Regions from separate parts of the Mus musculus genome. Here region 1 is linked to region 2. A link is a loop called in an ENCODE intact Hi-C map of the cell type or tissue named here. Cell type or tissue: left cerebral cortex. All regions are shown on one strand. Each heading gives the region's core, and the rest is flanking DNA. Links, peaks and the distances in the headings are about the cores only. Region 1 holds the start of Rnase4 (ribonuclease, RNase A family 4). Region 2 holds the start of Chd8 (chromodomain helicase DNA binding protein 8).

What was found. Hi-C counts contacts between places; a loop is a spot of excess contacts. Peaks named below come from ENCODE experiments on the same cell type or tissue, not always from the same donor. Only the 100,000 strongest peaks of a DNase experiment are listed, where the experiment ranks them.
Region 1: it touches region 2 in a loop (5-fold over the local background); 2 of 42 quality-filtered maps call a loop at or near these places.

The regions. Positions count from the first base shown.
Region 1 is chr14:51,094,856-51,103,189 of GRCm38, reverse strand. It overlaps Rnase4 (ribonuclease, RNase A family 4), which reads right to left and starts at 7,190. Exons shown (of 2, transcript NM_201239.3): 1 at 6,717-7,190. Ang (angiogenin, ribonuclease, RNase A family, 5) reads right to left here and starts at 7,190. Exons shown (of 2, transcript NM_007447.3): 1 at 6,717-7,190; 2 at 1,181-1,804. The coding sequence starts at 1,786. The coding sequence ends at 1,349. In left cerebral cortex, for the core only: a CTCF peak has its summit at 4,667 (motif pointing right); DNase peaks (open chromatin) are centred at 6,794, 7,276, 7,489, 8,074 and 1 more place.
Region 2 is chr14:52,253,795-52,262,128 of GRCm38, reverse strand. It overlaps Chd8 (chromodomain helicase DNA binding protein 8), which reads left to right and starts at 4,369. Exons shown (of 38, transcript NM_201637.3): 1 at 4,369-4,451. Rab2b (RAB2B, member RAS oncogene family) reads left to right here. Exons shown (of 8, transcript NM_172601.3): 8 at 1-370. In left cerebral cortex, for the core only: a CTCF peak has its summit at 4,149; DNase peaks (open chromatin) are centred at 3,601, 4,225, 5,033, 5,171 and 2 more places; H3K4me3 peaks cover 2,170 bases; H3K27ac peaks cover 2,064 bases.

The DNA of each region.
Region 1 (8,334 bases), core at 91-8,090, 1.2 Mb after region 2:
GATTTAAGGGGCTCTGAGAAGAGGAAGAAACCCCTTACTTGGCAATCTGGCAAGCAAATATTCTATCATAATGAGCAACTGCTTAAGGCCTTCACCCTTTGCCAGGAGTAAGCTTGCACTTTTCAAGAATGAAGAAGAAACCTTCTTTTCAAAAAGATGTGTACTAAACCCCTTATGCAACCCTGGTGGAACTTGATTCTACCTTTGCAAATTATAATTCCACCCAAGACACTCCCCGAGCCACCATATGATCCCACATAGGGATCAAAAGATAAAAAGGGGTCGTGAGGTGGCTCAGCACTTAGGACACTTGCTGTTCTTGTAGAGGACCTAGGTTTGGACCCCAGCATTCACCATGACCATCTGTAACTCCAGGTCAGGGGACCCAACACCTCTTCTGACCTCCCTGGGCACCAGACACACATGTGGTGCCCATGCAGACATGCAGACAAAACACATATAGTAAAACAAAATGCACATAAAATAAGTAATATTCTAAACAGAGAGAAAGAAGAAAGGAGGGATGTCCTTTCGACCTTTTAAGGTGTGGCTTGAGAGACATTGTACATATGACCAATATGAAGGTAACTATGTACTACTCTCTGTTGGGGAGTCCATACCTACACTTGGGTATGTCTCGCTCCCTAACTGCCTCTCTCACAACCTTTCTGTTGACAACCCAGACAAGTCAGAATTATCACTGATAAAAGTCTCCAACTCTGCTTCATGAAGGCTGGTATCGATTTTTTTTTTCTGTGTGAAACTATGAATCTGGTTTGGCCAGAGTTGAGGTCCTTAAAAACATTAAGGGGATGCATTAGGTTGCTGAGGATGACAGCTGTCCCCTGGGTGCTGACGGTCTCAGGCCGTACAGGAGGAGACGGCAGGGGGATACCCTTGGTGTGCTTGGTGTGCTCTTGATCCTAAACTCCTTTCCAAAGGGCTCCTTTAGTGACCTATTACTTAATAGACAACTTGGCTCTTTTTTAATTCCCTGTCCTGTCTGTAAATCAATTTAGCATCCACAGCACCATAAAAAGATGAAATCTACCCTCCCCATGACTAGCAGGTAAGGAAGAATATCTCTCTGTGTCCCAGCCCCTTTCCCCTGGGATACAGCAAGAAGAGAAAACAGGAAAAGCTAAATTTACTGGGAACTAGTGATCTTCCAGACTGACTCTTAATGGCTTTTGAGACATCTTTATTTCTGTGCATTGCAAATCAGGAGACATATGTTTTAGATAGTTCGTTTTTCTGGCCCCTGACAATGAACGATGGAACCAGTGTTCTGGGCTATGAGGGGAGATAAAAAGAAAACATAGCTAGGTCTGTGCCAGGGGCCTGCTGACTATAGACTGAAAAACGACTCATCGAAGTGGACAGGCAAACCATTCTCACAGGCAATAACAACATGTCTGAACCCTGCAGAGGCTCGGTACTGGCATGGAGGTCGGGGAGACCCTCCTGTGTGCTTGCAAGTGGTGACCTGGAAGGGAGACTTGCTCATTCTTAAGTTTTCTCTGTAAGGGCTTCCATTCGCTCCACAGATGGCCTTGATGTTGCTCTTGTTGCCATGGATAAAGGTGTTGACATCTTTGCAGGGTGAGGTTAGGCTTCTTCTCTTCATCATACGTTCACAGTATCTGTCGTCCCGGCCCTTTGGCTTGGCGTCATGGTGCTGAGTCAGGAATTTTGTGTACCTGGAGTCATCCTGAGCCAGAGTGGGAGGGATCACAACCAGACCCAGCACGAAGATCAAGAACAACGGGCCTGGGCTTATCGCCATCTCTTCCAACAGAGATTCCTGCCAAGGGCAAAAAAGCAGGAGTGGTCGGCTGTAGAACCACTTTCTAACTTAGACTAAGTGGGTGGAGACTTTCCTTTCTGAAAGAGCATGATAAAACAGTGTCCTCAGCTACCTAATTCCATCTTGGCCTTGGCCTTCCTAACAGACTCCATGGCGCAGCCATCTTTCTCTATTCCTTAGGTTCACCATCATCCATAGTATAACAGAATCTATTTATATTCTTAATTCACCTATTACTTAACTTGATAACAAACATTACCCAAGTCCTATTGGGCCCAGAAACTGTGCTAGATCCTAGGGCATAAAGACATTTAATATATATACCAAGGACAGGTGCAGTATGTGTCAGTAAGGTCCAGCTACTTAGGAAATAGAGACAGAAGGATTGCTTGAATCCTGAAGTTCCACCCTAGCTGGATAATGTACAAGACTTTGGGTTTTTTGGGTTGAGAGAAGGGGGTGGTCAAGGAAGAAGAAAGAAAGACAGAAAAGCACAGAACAGAAATGTGGCATCCATTGGGGAGGCATGGGGGTTCCTGAGGCAAGATGGATCATAACACAGGAGCTGAGAGCCAATGACTTGTGGGGATCAAGAACACAGGACAGCCCATGCCCCAAGGCTGGGGACTCCAGGCAGTCGCTCAGTTCCACATTAATGATGAAAGCTGTAGAGATCACCTTGGGATGAAGGGTGCAGGTCTACTTCTCCCAGAGGGCAGAGTTGCTATGCAGTGCATAGGGAGAATGGAACACGTTGTGTGGTACCTGAAGTGGGTCTAGAAGAAGCTCTTAGAGAGCAAAATGGGGAACTCAAGCTTCATCTTCAGAGGCTCTTCGGATGATCTGAGAGAATATTTTCTAGTGTCTCCCATGTTTGTAATACTGCTAACATAGGCAAATGATCTGACAGTGTTGTAAAACAAAACACAAAACAAAACTGAGATCTCTTCATGAAGGCAAGGGACTTAAATTTTTCTGTAAGATCTTTCTGAAGAGGAGAAGAGAGGAGATTCCTACCATCACCTCCCAGAGTTCTCAGTTTACCCTGCACCACATACATCCAGCATAGGATCAAAGGTGTCTTCTGCTGGAGTTTGACCTTCGTATGGACTTTTAAATTGTTATTTCTTAGGAAATTTGAAAATTTGAGAACTGGGAGATAATAAGGAGATAATAAAGCAATTTCTGATAATATCCTTAGTCTTTGAGAAAATAGAAAAAGATCATCCTGAGACATAAAAACCCTGCTCATGGTGGGGCTGCAGAGATGGCTCAGCAGTTAAAAGTGTATATTACTCTTCAGAGGGCCTGAGTTCCGGTCCCAGCACCCACACTAAGCTGCTCACATCCACTAGCAACTCAGGCTCCAAGGAATCTAGTGCCTCTGGCTTCTGTGGGCACCAGGAATTCTCTTACACATATCTGCCCACAGAAACAGACACACATGCATACACTTAATTTAAAATAGTAAAAATAAAACTTAAAAAAGTTCACCACAGGGAAGAAATGGCCAAGTAAGTAAAAAGTCGGGCTCGATGACAAGCACTTGTAATCCTGCTGCTGTGGAGGTAGAAACACGAGGATCCCTACCAGCCAGCATTGTAATTGGTGAGGTTCAGGTCCCAGAAAACATGGTACATGGTACACGGCTTCTGAGAAACACACAAACCTGCACCTCCACACAGAACCCCACCATATCAGATGACCATGAGTGCCCCTACACTTAGCAGGAGAAATCAACTTTTATGTTTTGATTTTTTTTTGTTTTGTTTTACTTTGAGACAGGGTCTTGCTATGTAGCCCAGGCTGGGCCCAAACTCTTGATCTTCCTTAAGAACTACCACACCCAGTTTATGTGGTTCTAGGGAGGTGGAGCCAGAAGAATTGGAAGTTCAAGGTCATCTTGGGCTCTATAGCCAAATCAAGGACAGCCTGGGATACAGGAGACCTTGTCTGTAAATAAATAAATGCAGGGAATGTTGCATCTTTCAGCCAGCCTAAGGAAATGTTAGTTAAGGAGAAAATCAGCTCCAAGTAAGTTTTATTTTGTTTTTGCCCTGCATTTTGTTTCTCAGCTGCATTAAGTTAACCATTAATTTTATTTTGTGTCTTTCTCATGTGTAAGTCTGAATACTTACTTTTACTGTGTGTGTGTGTGTGTGCGCGCGCGCGCGCGTGCGTGCGTGTGCATGTGTCTGTTTGTAGAAGGCTGAGGTCCTGGCCCTCAGCCTATAATCTGGTCAGTAGTGCAGAGTCAGGAGTATAGCTTGGAATCTAGGAGGTCAGGGGTCTAAGGCTCTACTGAGCATGTGTAAGTCAGGTGATGGAGTGGGAAGTGAACTGCCCTTCTAATTAGCATCTGACACTAGCCCATCCTTTCTGTTTCATGATAACCACAGACTCAGAATAAGGCTATAAAGAACACCAAATTCTCGGTCATTTCACAGCGCTGAAATAACAAACTTCCATAAAGCATAGAAGATTATGATCTGTAACAGAATCCAATGTGAGTGTGTGTGTGTGTGTGTGTGTGTGTGTGTGTGTGTGTGTGTGTGTGTTTCGTTTATTGAGAAGAGATGGTGCACAAGTGCAGAAGGCACAGCCACCCCTAAAGAGTTACCAGCATTTCCGTGTGGCAACTGCTTCACCAGAGCTGCCGGGCTGCATGACACCCAGTTGCTGAGCTCTTTATGTTGTCTTGGGATGCTCTTCCCTAGATGTGATTTCTCTTTTAAAAGGAGGAAGATCTGGGTGTGATGCTGCATGCATGCCTGCAATCTCAGAGCAGGCAAGGAGGACCTGGGCAGGTTTAGGGACTAGCCTGGCTACCTCCAACCTAAACAAACAAAATAACAAGAGCTGGTAATACTCAAAAGGATCAGCAGGTGGCAGCAGTGGATAGGGATGTTGCCATTCAGTAGCAGGACTGTTGGCTCTTGTGAAGATGCCAACCTATACTTAAACCCAGGTTGCGGGGAATGGGAACTGGTAGGCTCACTCAGAGTGCCTAAAGTTGCCAGGCTCTGGGTATTTAGGACACCAAAGCAAAAGCAATAATGTGGAGGATCCTAATGCTAAGGCTATCATATAGCAAACAGTTACCAGCTATTGGGTTTCATGGCTGCTGTTTCCAAACACACCATGTGATCTTAGGGAAACAACCATATACCTGTCCATACTTCCTTCTGCTCTATAATCTACAGCTGACAGGGATCTGTATTCTTTACTTGAATCATAATGCTGGCTTCACAGCAGGCTCTCAATATCTCTCTGATAGTTTCCTTCCTTTTTCTCTTTAGGCCTATGCTTTACCATCCATAAATGAGAGGGGTTCCAGCTTTGAAAGTGTATGGTTCTTACTAAGCTAATGGATTCTTTACCGGTTTCAGGAGCCAAATCTAGCAACACTGGAATTGCAGCGGCAAATTTATATAACCTTAGTTGATGATACAAGGTACCAACTGGAAGAAATCGGTGATGGGTGACCTTGGTCCAGTCTCACTGAAACACATCTTCCCTGAAGGATCTCTGGGTAAGCCAAGGCTCTGTACCATGAACACTACATAGGGGGGTCTTCATCCTAAAAAGATACTTGCTATTTAGACTTTGAAAGCTCTCAGGCCTATGTGGCCAGGAAAGGGGTTACTTGCTTCTAATTTGCAGAAATTCCACATTAATTTTTACCAACTCACCCAATGCAGTCTCTCATAATGGTTTCTCTAAAACACCCAGGGAGCAACTTCCAGCAGAACACCTCAACCACCAGTGTCTACTGTCCACTCCCTTGAAACTGTCTCACTGTGTGTTTAACTCTAACACTCCCCCCAAAGCCAGACAAGGTATAATTGTGAGAAAACAAGCGAGAGTGTTATTGTTAGAGAGTGCAGGTGTAAATCTGCCATGGCCAAAGGTACTGAACCTTAGTCGCATACACAACAATGACTGTCATTCGGATTTCTGCAGTGGAATAGTTCCAACTCTTGTGCAGACTCAGTTTACCCATTCTTAACCAGGTAGTGCTCACAGGAATCCGGGTTGGCAGTGCTATGTAGACTAGACATGTAGCAAACTACCTGCAGCTGGGGTGGCAATGTGATAAACACCCTTCTCCTAGGTATACTCTCCCTACTTTGTGTATCTTCATAACAGTCCAACTGGACTAGAACACCCTGTGCCTGGTCTTCCTCCTGTCTTTCCTCCTTTCTCCCCTCAACCTAGCATCTTTTGATCTTGGTTCATGTTCCTCTTTGTTTTTAAGGAGCGTCCATAACTTTTTCTTTTTTCTTCCTTCTTTTTTTTTTTTAGGAAAGAATTGAGTAGGAAATACTGCTGAAAGTACTTCCTGATTCCGGGTTTTCCTTTTTTTTTTTTTTTTTTTTTTTTCTTTTCTTTTCTTTCCTTTTTCTTTTTGGAGACAGGCTTTCTCTGGGTAGCCCTGGCTGTCCTGGAACTCACTTTATAGACCAGACTGGCCTTGAACTCAGAGATCTGCCTGCCTCTACCACCCCAGTGCTGAAATTAAAGGTGTGGACCACCACCACCAGACTCGGGGTTTTCCTTATTATTCCTGCCAAGCCAAGCTTGTTATGGAGGAAACACGACAGATCACATGCCCTTCTGCAAATGGCTTCCTAAGCCTTTGGGGGCTTTTAATCACAATTGAAGAAACCCTCCTATATCTCCATCTCCTTGATCGAAATCCCATTAATTGCTTCCCAGATACAAACCACACCAAATAATCCTGTTTTCATTTTAAATTTTAACTCTTACTCGTTTTCTTTTTAATGTGCAAGTTTGAGTCCAGAAAGCGTAAGGGGTGTTAGTCAGTTTCACTAAAATAGATGAACTGCTAGAAAGAGCACAGAGGAAAAGAAGCAGAGAGTTGAACACCCACAAGGAAGAATCTTACCAAAGCTGGCCAGCTTTCCTCCGACTGGGAATGTGTCCAGCTGCGTGCTCCTGGAGACAGGGTCCTGCGGTGTGAAGCTAGAGGCTCCTCACAGGCTGGTAATATACAGTGCTCATGTGACGGGGTGGGGAGAACCTATCTAAGGATCTTTACTTTGGCAGCGACTTGTAAACCAAGGCCACTAATCATGGGCAAACAAGGAGTCATTCACCTTTCCCCTGAGCATGCCTGGGTCAAATATTAACCACCTGGTGGACCACACATCTCTTTCAGCAATGATAATGTTTGCTAAGCACGGCCTTTTGTTCCTAAGCTGCCTCTTTCCTTATGTGTATGGTCCTTATCCTTGCTCAGGGTAGGACTGAAGTTTCACTGTGCATATGCCATAGATCCAAAAACATATTATCCCTGACGTTCAGGCCAACTTCAGGAACTACTTTGAAAGAAGTCTAAAGGAAGGAGTGAGGCAACTGTGCCCCCACCTCTCCAACCCCCAGAAATACACACAGCACTTCCTGGGCTCCTCCTCCCTCTGTCCATCCTCTGGAGAAAAAAGAATATATATTTATGGCTACTCAGCTTCCTGTTCTTTAAAGCACAGTTGCAAAACCAGCTGTCTACATCTAAGCATTATGGGAACCAAGTACAGAAGAAATTATGCATGTCTGCTCTGCTTATGAGGTAACTCTAAGATCGAAGAGTAGACAAGCCACGGGGTCAGACTTCTAAAACCCAGAAAGTACACAGTGAGGTAGTGAAGAAATCTACTAGAATTGTTCTAACAGATTCATCTTCAAGGCTGGACAGATCGCTCAGTGGTTGCAGGCACTTACTCAGGTTCAGTTCTCAGACCCACATGGCAGTTCCCAACCATATGTAGTGATGCCTTCATCTGGTCTCCCTGGGCATTGCATATGTGTGGTACACAGACATACATGCAGATAAATAAATACATACAATTTTAAAAGTTGCCATACATTTATCTTGTATATAGGGCAAAGTTGCAATATTTTAGCTCCTTGTCAATTTCTAGATTTTGCTCCATCATTGTGTAGATATTTATGTGTGATTTAAGCTGTACTAATTTCTAAAAGCAAAAATAGGGATGGGAGACCTACAGGTTGTCAGCGGAGTAGAGGTGGAGGCAGGGGCAAAGCATCTCTCACTGTGTGGAAGCGTGCTGGGGATGTCTGAGGTGAGTCTGGGCACAAAAAAAAAAAAAAAAAAAAAAAAACGAGAGCATCAGCTGACTCGCCGTAGCAGGAGGAAGAATTCAGCACTCCAGCATCTTCAGACTCCCTCAGCAAGGCTGGTCCTCTGTGTGGCAGGAACAGGGAACCCTCAGAAAGCAGCAAAAATGCAAGCAGGCAGCTTTGGGGCGCTGACTTGCAGACATGTTCACACCCGGACTTGGGAACACTTGGGGAAGACTGCACTGGTATAAAGGACCCACAGTACGGTCGGGATGGATCTGGATTCACTTCCGTTGGTGTAACTGAAGAAATGGGCTGCCAACATTCCTTTAAGTTAGTTAATCTCAGTGTCTCTCCATTGGGTGGATCCTTTCCAGAGAAGAATTTTTACTTACTCATTTCTATATTCTCAGTGACTGACACAT
Region 2 (8,334 bases), core at 71-8,070:
TTAGAAGAAACAAAAGGCCTTAGAGTCATCTCTATGTAATTGTATCCTGGTTTCCCCATCTCCTTATCCTGATTTCTCATTGCTCTTCTGTCCTGCCTCACTGTAACTGCCTCCATTCTGTGCAGTCTACAGTAAGAATGCCTGCTTCCAAGACTCAGATACATAGGGACGTTTTTACCCGTTCCGTAGACTCTGTAACTGTCAGCCCAGTTTGCCTCTGCTGACTCCTGGCATCACCTCCTGGGACACTTGCTGTCTTTTTTACTTGTCTCATTTTCTTTCACAGCACTGAGGTCTCACCAAATTTTCTAATTTTTATTGTTAATGACCGTTTTACTATTAAATATATGCATGATCCAAGCTACTTTTATTTCATGTGTCATTTCTGACTATACCCTGAGTGTAAATGGATACTATCCTCCTAGAATATTGCATCAAAGATAATTCCTTCTTAGAATTGGTTTTATTCTGAATTCTGTTCCTTATAGTAGCAGTAAAGTTAACATTGTACCATAGGAAATGAGAGGTCATCTGGGCATTGAGCTGATTATGCTTCTGGTCTTTGGATTTTAACCCTACCTCATTCCACAAAGGTTTAGTGGTTGTTGAATTTATATTCAGCCTGTTTCTTTGTTTGTTTTGTTTTGTTTTGTTTTGTTTTGTTTTAACCAGGCACAAAACTGAGTATATAATTTAGTTCTTTTCATTTTTCCTTCATCCCTCCCTCATTTCTTTTCTCTCTTCCTTTCTTTTTAAGTCTGGTGAGGTAGCTTAGGCTATCCTAGAACTCCTGATCTTCCTGTGTTAGCCTCCTGAGTACTGAATGTGCCAATGCACCCATCAATGCTATAGTTTCTGTTGAAAAGTTCTTTACTGTTCAGATTTTTCTAGCAATTCACAAGCATTAGAGATAGTATTTTACCTATGGCTGTTACTCTTGGAGTGATGAAAGTGACCATCCTGACTTTTTTTTTTTTTTTGGAACGTAAAAACCTAATTCTCACACCTAGTATTATATTTTATAACCTTCCATACTTGATATTTTTCTTGTTTTGAAAAGAAACAAAAAGCTGTGGCTTATTATAAATTCATGACCTGAGTCAAGTGATAATGAATTAATACAAAAGCATCTCCCACCCCAATGTGCTGAATGGTAATTATGCGATATTTTGAAATCATGAACACTGAAAATCATATCATTTATAGCAACACATCAGTGTAGCTAGCAGAAACCACTGGGCCAGACACGCCCCTCCCACAATGCTTATAATGACTTCCTTTGTTGGTGGGTCTTATATTCTGTACCAGAAACTAACCAGAAGGATAATAGTCTCTTATTATAGAAACCATTAATAATTAGGATTATATCTCTGTGCATTTACACATAAACACATTAACAAATTTATACAGTGGTATTTAGAGCTAGGGAAGAATTTGCTCAGTATAGTCACAGCTCCTCATAAAATATTGACACAACACCCTTCCCCTTTGGTTTTGTTGGTCTTTTCTTTCTTTCTTTCTTTCTTTCTTTCTTTCTTTCTTTCTTTCTTTCTTTCTTTCTTTCTTCCTTCCTTCCTTCCTTCCTTCCTTCCTTCCTTCCTTCCTTTCTTTCTTTCTTTCTTTCTTTCTTTCTTTCTTTCTTTCTTTTTTTTTTTTAGGGCTGTCCTGGAACTCACTTTGTAGACCAGGCTGGCCTCAAACTCAGAAATCCACCTGTCTCTGCCTTCCAAATGCTGGGATTAAAGGCATTCGCCACCACTCCCCGCCTGCTGTTTTGTTTTTCAAGACACGATTTCTCTGTGTAGGCCTGGCTGTCCTGGAACTTGCTTTATAGAAGACCAGGCTGTCCTTGACCTCAGAGATCTACCTGCCTCTGGCTCCCTACTACTGGAATTAAAGGTATAGGCACAATTATGTTACTGCTTGAAAAATTATTTTAATCATTGAAATGTCTCTTTAAAAAGTGTATTTTAACGATGTTTGATGGGTGAGAGAGATAGATTAGGAGCTGAGCATGAACTGGTCATGCAGAGGACCAGAGTTCAGTTCCTTGCCACACATGTCCACTGTAATTCCAGTCCCAAGGGAAACCCACATCTCTGCTCTCTGGCCCAACCAGTGCTCATGCACATACATATACACAAAATTAAAAATATAATAGAAAAACTGTTTTCTTTGTGTACTCCTGGCTGTCCTGGAACTAGTTCTGTAGATCAGAGCTCAGAGATCGGCCTGCATCTGCCTCCCAAATCCTAGGATTAAAGGCGTGCCCTGCAATAAATCTCTCTCTCTCTTTTTTTTTTTTTTCTTTTTTGGTTTTTTAAGACAGGGTTTCTCCGTATAGCCCTGGCTGTCCTGGAACTCACTTTGTAGACCAGGCTGGCCTCGAACTCAGAAATCTGCCTGCCTCTGTCTCACGAGTGCTGGAATTAAAGGCGTGCGGCCACCACGCCCGGCTAATAAATCTCACTCACACACATTAAAATCTAAAAAATATATCTTTAAAAACAACAATGGGCTGGAGAGATGGCTCAGTGGTTAAGAGCACTGACTGCTCTTCCAAAGGTCCTGAGTTCAAATCCCAGCAACCACATGGTGGTTCACAACCATCTGTAATGAGATCTGATGCCCTCTTCTGGGGTGCCTGAAGACAGCTACAGTGTACTTACATATAATAAATAAATAAATCTTAAAAATAAGAAAAAGAAAATCTATGGGCAAACTGAGGCACATGAGTCAGAACCCTGGGCCTGATGTTCAGGGACCCTCTACTTTCATGTTAGCCCCAGGAGTCAGCGGGTCTCCCTATACCTCAGTTTCCCCAGAGGGAAGTAGCACAGCAAATATGGTTGTCTCTCCATCTATGATAGTCTAGTTCCAGGATCCCCCCAAACCACATGGATAACAAAATCTGTGGGCACCAAAGTCCCTCAGGAACAGAGATGTATATTTACAAACTACCTACACACGTTGTTCTCAACACTGCGATCATTTCTGATTCTACCTAAAACAGTGCGGGTGATGTGCAAATAGTTGACAAATTATATTGTTTAGGGAAAATGACAAGAGCAAAGTTTATAAAAATAAATAAATCTCTTTAAAAACAAATTTTGCAGGTTTTGCTGTGTTGCTCAAGCTTCCTTCAGGTTTGTTTGTTTGTTTGGGGGGGGGGGGTTGGTTCAAGACAGGGTTTCTCTGTGTAGCCCAGGCTGTCCTGGAACTCACTTTGTAGACCAGGCTGGCTTCGAAATCAGAAATCCGCCTGCCTCTGCTTCTCGAGAGCTGGGATTAAAAGCCTGCACCACCACGCCCGGCTTCCTCGAGTTTTCTAATACTGGTATTTAAACAAACAAACAACAACCAAAAAACCCTTCTTGTATGGAAATGTAGTCGGCAGAACTTTAGAAAATGCAGGAACACCTTTCTCAGTGTAGTTTGACCTATGGTGAAATTTTGCTTCTTTCCAGAATAAATGACTCCGTCAGTGTACCTCTGATAAGTCTTGTTTCCCAGTGTGTATTCGTGCGTAGTAATTGGAACTATTGGTAAATTTAAGGTCCTTTGCTTTTTAAGTGAAATTCCTCACTCCCGATATTACTAAATGACTCAGAATTTTGGGTTGCTAAAATCGGAACACTGGTCTAGGGCGTGGTAGCTCATGCCTCAAATACCATATCTCTGTGTTTAACGCCAGCCTGATATATTGAGACCCTGTCTCAAAAAAACAAACAAAACTCTAATACTGGAAAATCTGAAACGTGCATAGATAAGCAAGTAGAATGGCTATAAAACCCGTGTCGATTATGTGTTGATAATCCTGCTTGTCAAGGATCACCCTAGAAGTGGCATTCAGAAAAACTGATCGTTGGCTTCTTTGATAAACCAGCATCATTCCTACGTTTAAGAGGTGGTGGGGCTTGTTTCCAGTCTTGTTCAACGTTTTTCCAGAGTTCCTCCCCATGACTGACAGGCATCCTGAGTACATGAGAGGAGGGCATGTAGGGGCTGGACCAAAACGGACCAACAGAACTCCAAAAAGGCCTTCACATTCCTATACGTAATCGTGGGAGATCACCAAGCCAGTCGACCCAAGATGGCCTCCCGAGACAGGTAGCAGGTGCTGTCCGGGTTTGCAGCGCCCCCAGCGGCGGGGGTCAGAGGCCTGGCCTGCCAGCCCGCCGCCCGCTCCGATTTCCAAGCAGGCATATCTGCGGTTGCCTACGTACCCTTCCCAGCCTCAGGCCCTCCCAGCCTTCGGAGACTTCCTGGATGGCGCCCGGCTCCGGCCACGCCATTGGTAGATGGAGGGCGGTGGGCGGGCCCAGGCGCATGGAGGACTAGCAAGCTTGCTTGCGGCGAGGGCTGGCCGTGCTCCGCCGGAAGGCGCCTTGTTCTCCCGGACGGTGGGTTGCAACTCTTGCCCAGGGAAGGAAGCCGCAGGACTGGCTCAGGTAAGCCTGCGGCACGCGCGGCTCCACCAAGCCTCGTCGGAGCCTGGGCGGGTAGTGGGTGGGGTAACAACGTCCTCGCTTGCTCGCTCGCTCGCACCCATGCGGGTGCAGCGCCGAGCGGTGATCAGGTGCGGGATGCTCGGGGCTGAACCACTCTCCTTTGTGAGAGGCAGGCGCTGGGGACCGGACGGGCCGCGGGGCCGTGCTGGGACGGGCCGCGAGGGAGCTGCTAGGGCCAGCGTGGAGTTTTGGAGCTTGTCATGGCACTGCTGGGCGAGGCGCACATTCGAGACAGTTGCCTTTTTCTTCTTCCTCCTTTCCCAAGAAGAAAAACTCCCCTGCTCGGTTAGGTTACTCCATACGTTGGAGTCAGAAGTGCGAGGCCAGGGTTTTAGTTTGTTTTGGCTGGATTCTTTTTCCCTCTCCTCTCTTATCTTTAATGTTTTTAGTAAATGTGGGTAGGGAAGCCTGAGGTGAACGTGTTCGGATTTATTATGTTCCCAATTTCTGCGGGGCTGTTGCAAAGTAGAGGTGACGAGGAAACGAACAGCACAAGTCTTGTGTCTTCCTTGACAGGTCTGCAGAGCTCTTTGGTTTTCTGACACATTATGTAAACTCTTCACTAGAGGAGGACTGCCTCTTGGCGAATATTATTTAAAATTTGTTTTGGTTTTTTTGTGTCTTAATTTACCTGTTTCTAGTCGGCTTGCCATTGCTGCAGCTGTGCATACGCAGCAGCGCCTCTTTAAGGGGCAGTCCTGACGTCGTTAAAGGCTTCCCAGAGGAGGTATGTAGTGAACCAGTCTTCGCAGTGAGTGAGCAAAGTGAGCCAGAAGTCGGATTTTAAACGCTACGTAATTTTCTTTCAAAAGATAGACACAGTGAGACATCTCAGACACGAGTGAGGACCTTGCTTTAGCGATTTTGCTGCATTCTGCCATCACATCGATGTCCACAGAATCTCTGTTCTGAGTTTGTTAACTCAGAGACTGGCTTAGTGCCAACTGAGGTCGTTTTGGGGGGGCACATCAGATTCTAGGACATGGATTTGCAATTTGAATGTTTCCCTTATGTTGTTGCTGTTGTTTCTTTTGAAAGGATATCTGGCTTTCCATTTGTAGACCAGGTTGGCCTCTAACTCACTGAGATCTTCCTGCCTCTGCCTGGATTAAAGGCGTGCACCTCTGGCCCCTGCTGGGATATTGTCTTTTTGATTACAGAGTGTCTTCTGCCTAAAAATATCTTTTTATGGTCACCCTGCAGGTTCCACAAGTTGTAATCAATTTCTTAGGGCAGGAAGTGGGCAACTTCTTCTTCTTTTTTTTTTTTTTTTTTTTTTTGTTAACTTGTTTTTCCTTGGGTGTCATATCTTTTAGTAATGCTGGCCATTTGGGGCTGGGGGGGGGGGCTCTGAGATGAAGGATCCCACCACAACCCCTGATTATTTTACTTTGGTTTTTTGGAAACAGTCTCTCATAGTCCAGCTTGGCCTCCAACTCACTAATGACTTTGAAACCTTGGTCTTTATATCTCTACCTCCCAAGTTCTCAGATTATACAAATTCACTACTACCAAAATCTTGAAAATGGAAAACATTACTTGAACTGTCTTAGTTATTCCAGCTGTTAAGATAATAAAGGTTATGATAAGAAATACAGCAGAGTTCTACTTAAAAGCTGTTGCAAGTCAGAGTGGTATGACAAAGACTACCAGACAAGGCAAAGGATACTGGTCAGAGAGGAGAGAGACACACACACACAGAGACAGAAGAGACACCACCCGTCTGAACCCTCCCCACACCAAATAAAGGAGAAAGAGAAAAAGGCTCAACGAAGGCTTAAAGCTGTAATCTCAGAAGCGCAGGAATAAAGGATTTGGTGGAGGAATGCATAAATTAAGCTCTTGTCTTCCAAGTGTTTAATCTGTGTAGCTGGCTCTTTGATTTTTGTTTTTTCTTTCTTTTTTTTTTTTTTTTTTTTTTTGTTTTCCCCCAATTCTCAAACTGACCAGATCCTTTTAGAAGTAGATGGAGAATATAGCTGCTGAGCTGATTTTGTATTGCCAGAAGACATCCATGTAGTATTTCCTAGGACAACCTCTTCTGCAGTGCTTCCGGATGATGGGGCTTGATACCCACTGGGGACTGGGGCAGAGTTTTGTGTTAAAAATGACTTTTGTGTGAAGGAGCAGTTTCTGTTAGGTAAGAGAGGGTGGTGAGAGGATTCTTTAAGGGAAACTTTTATATATGTCACCTTTGAAAAGAGAATTTGCTTAAGCCATACTGTGACTGAGGGTTAATTTAAGGGTTTCTGTTACGGGATGAATAAGCTTTAATGCTTTTATCCGTGGAAGAACTACCGCATTCAGATGAATGTTAAATGGCTTTGTGAAATCATCCACAGCCCTGAAATATTTCTCTCTTCTGAGCTTAAATTCAGCCTAATACTTGGGGAAAAAACAAAAGACAAAATAAAAACCTTTGCCCTGAAGCCTTGGGCTCAGCAGTAGGAGTCACCATATATTCTGCTTGCTTGTCATCTTGACTCTGCTCTCAGCATTTCCCATGGCCTCTCCCAGTTCTTCTATGGCCGTTCTGGTGTTTACTATCTCTTTTCTTTGGCCTTTGACTCTCGAGTAGGTACGTGTTCATGTTTCCTATGTCACTCAGTTATGTTTTGTTCCTCCAGAGTGATTTCTGCAGCATTCCTGGTCTTCCTTTTAGGGTTTTGTCTACTTTTGTCTAGGACCTAAGTGACAGTTGTATTTTTATGTAACAGACAGCAGCTATTTTCTATTGCCTAAAAACTTTATCCAGCTATGTACTGTGCCTTATCCAACTATTTGCTGCATTCCAGATGTGGTCCTAGATAACCTCTTCCCCTTTAACTTTGCAGTTTGCTCTATGTGTAGCTATGCAATCAAATTTAGCTCTCTTTGTGTTTTCTTGGTCTACATTTTAAATTTTTCACTGCAAGAGGTGAGGGATATAACTTGGTAGAGTGATTGCTGAGCATATACATACAATGGGTTAAATTCCAATAATACCTAAAAAGCCCCCAAAACCTAAAAGTAAACTTCTTGTGTATTTGTCTTATGCAATATGTCTACCTCTGCATAGTTACAAATGTTTATAGTGTGACGGGGCAGTGGTGGTACATGCCTTTAATCCCAGTACTTGGGAGGCAAAGGCAGGCGCATTTCTGAGTTTGAGGTCAACCTGGTCTACAGAGTGAGTTCCAGGACAGCCCCGGGCTACACAGAGAAACCCTGTCTCGAAAACACCAAAAAAAAAAAAAAAAAAAAAAAAAAAAGAAAGAAAGAAAGGTAAATAAATAGTGTTTATAGTTTGAACTACAGAGCGGTCAGTACCTGAGGTTTCTTTTAAAGCTGTTCTGAGCAGTTCTGTAGGTAATTTTCTCTTAATTTTTTTTGATAATTTCATACTTGAATACTATATTTATGTAATTTCCATCCTTCTTCTCTTCCTCCTATTCTCCCCATGTTCCCTCACGTTATTGACCTCCTCCTCTTTAATTATTGATACATATATGTATATGTGTATGTGTATATGTGTGTGTATATGTGTATATGTATGTATGTGAGTATAAACCTACTGAGTCCATTCAGTGCTGTTTGTGTTACATGGACTCAGGACTGACTCTGGGACTGGCTGACCCCTGAGGCTCATCTTGATTCTCCCTCTTTCAGCAGCCATTGATTAATTGCCTATTACTCTTCATCAAGGATTAATAAGAGCTTTTTGAGACAAAAAAATAATGTAGATCAGGCTGGCATTGAACTCTGTTACATAATTCTGAGGATGACTTCGCACTCCTAATCTTCCCAAGTGTCCCTAAATACCAGCAAAACAGGTCTGTGCCAC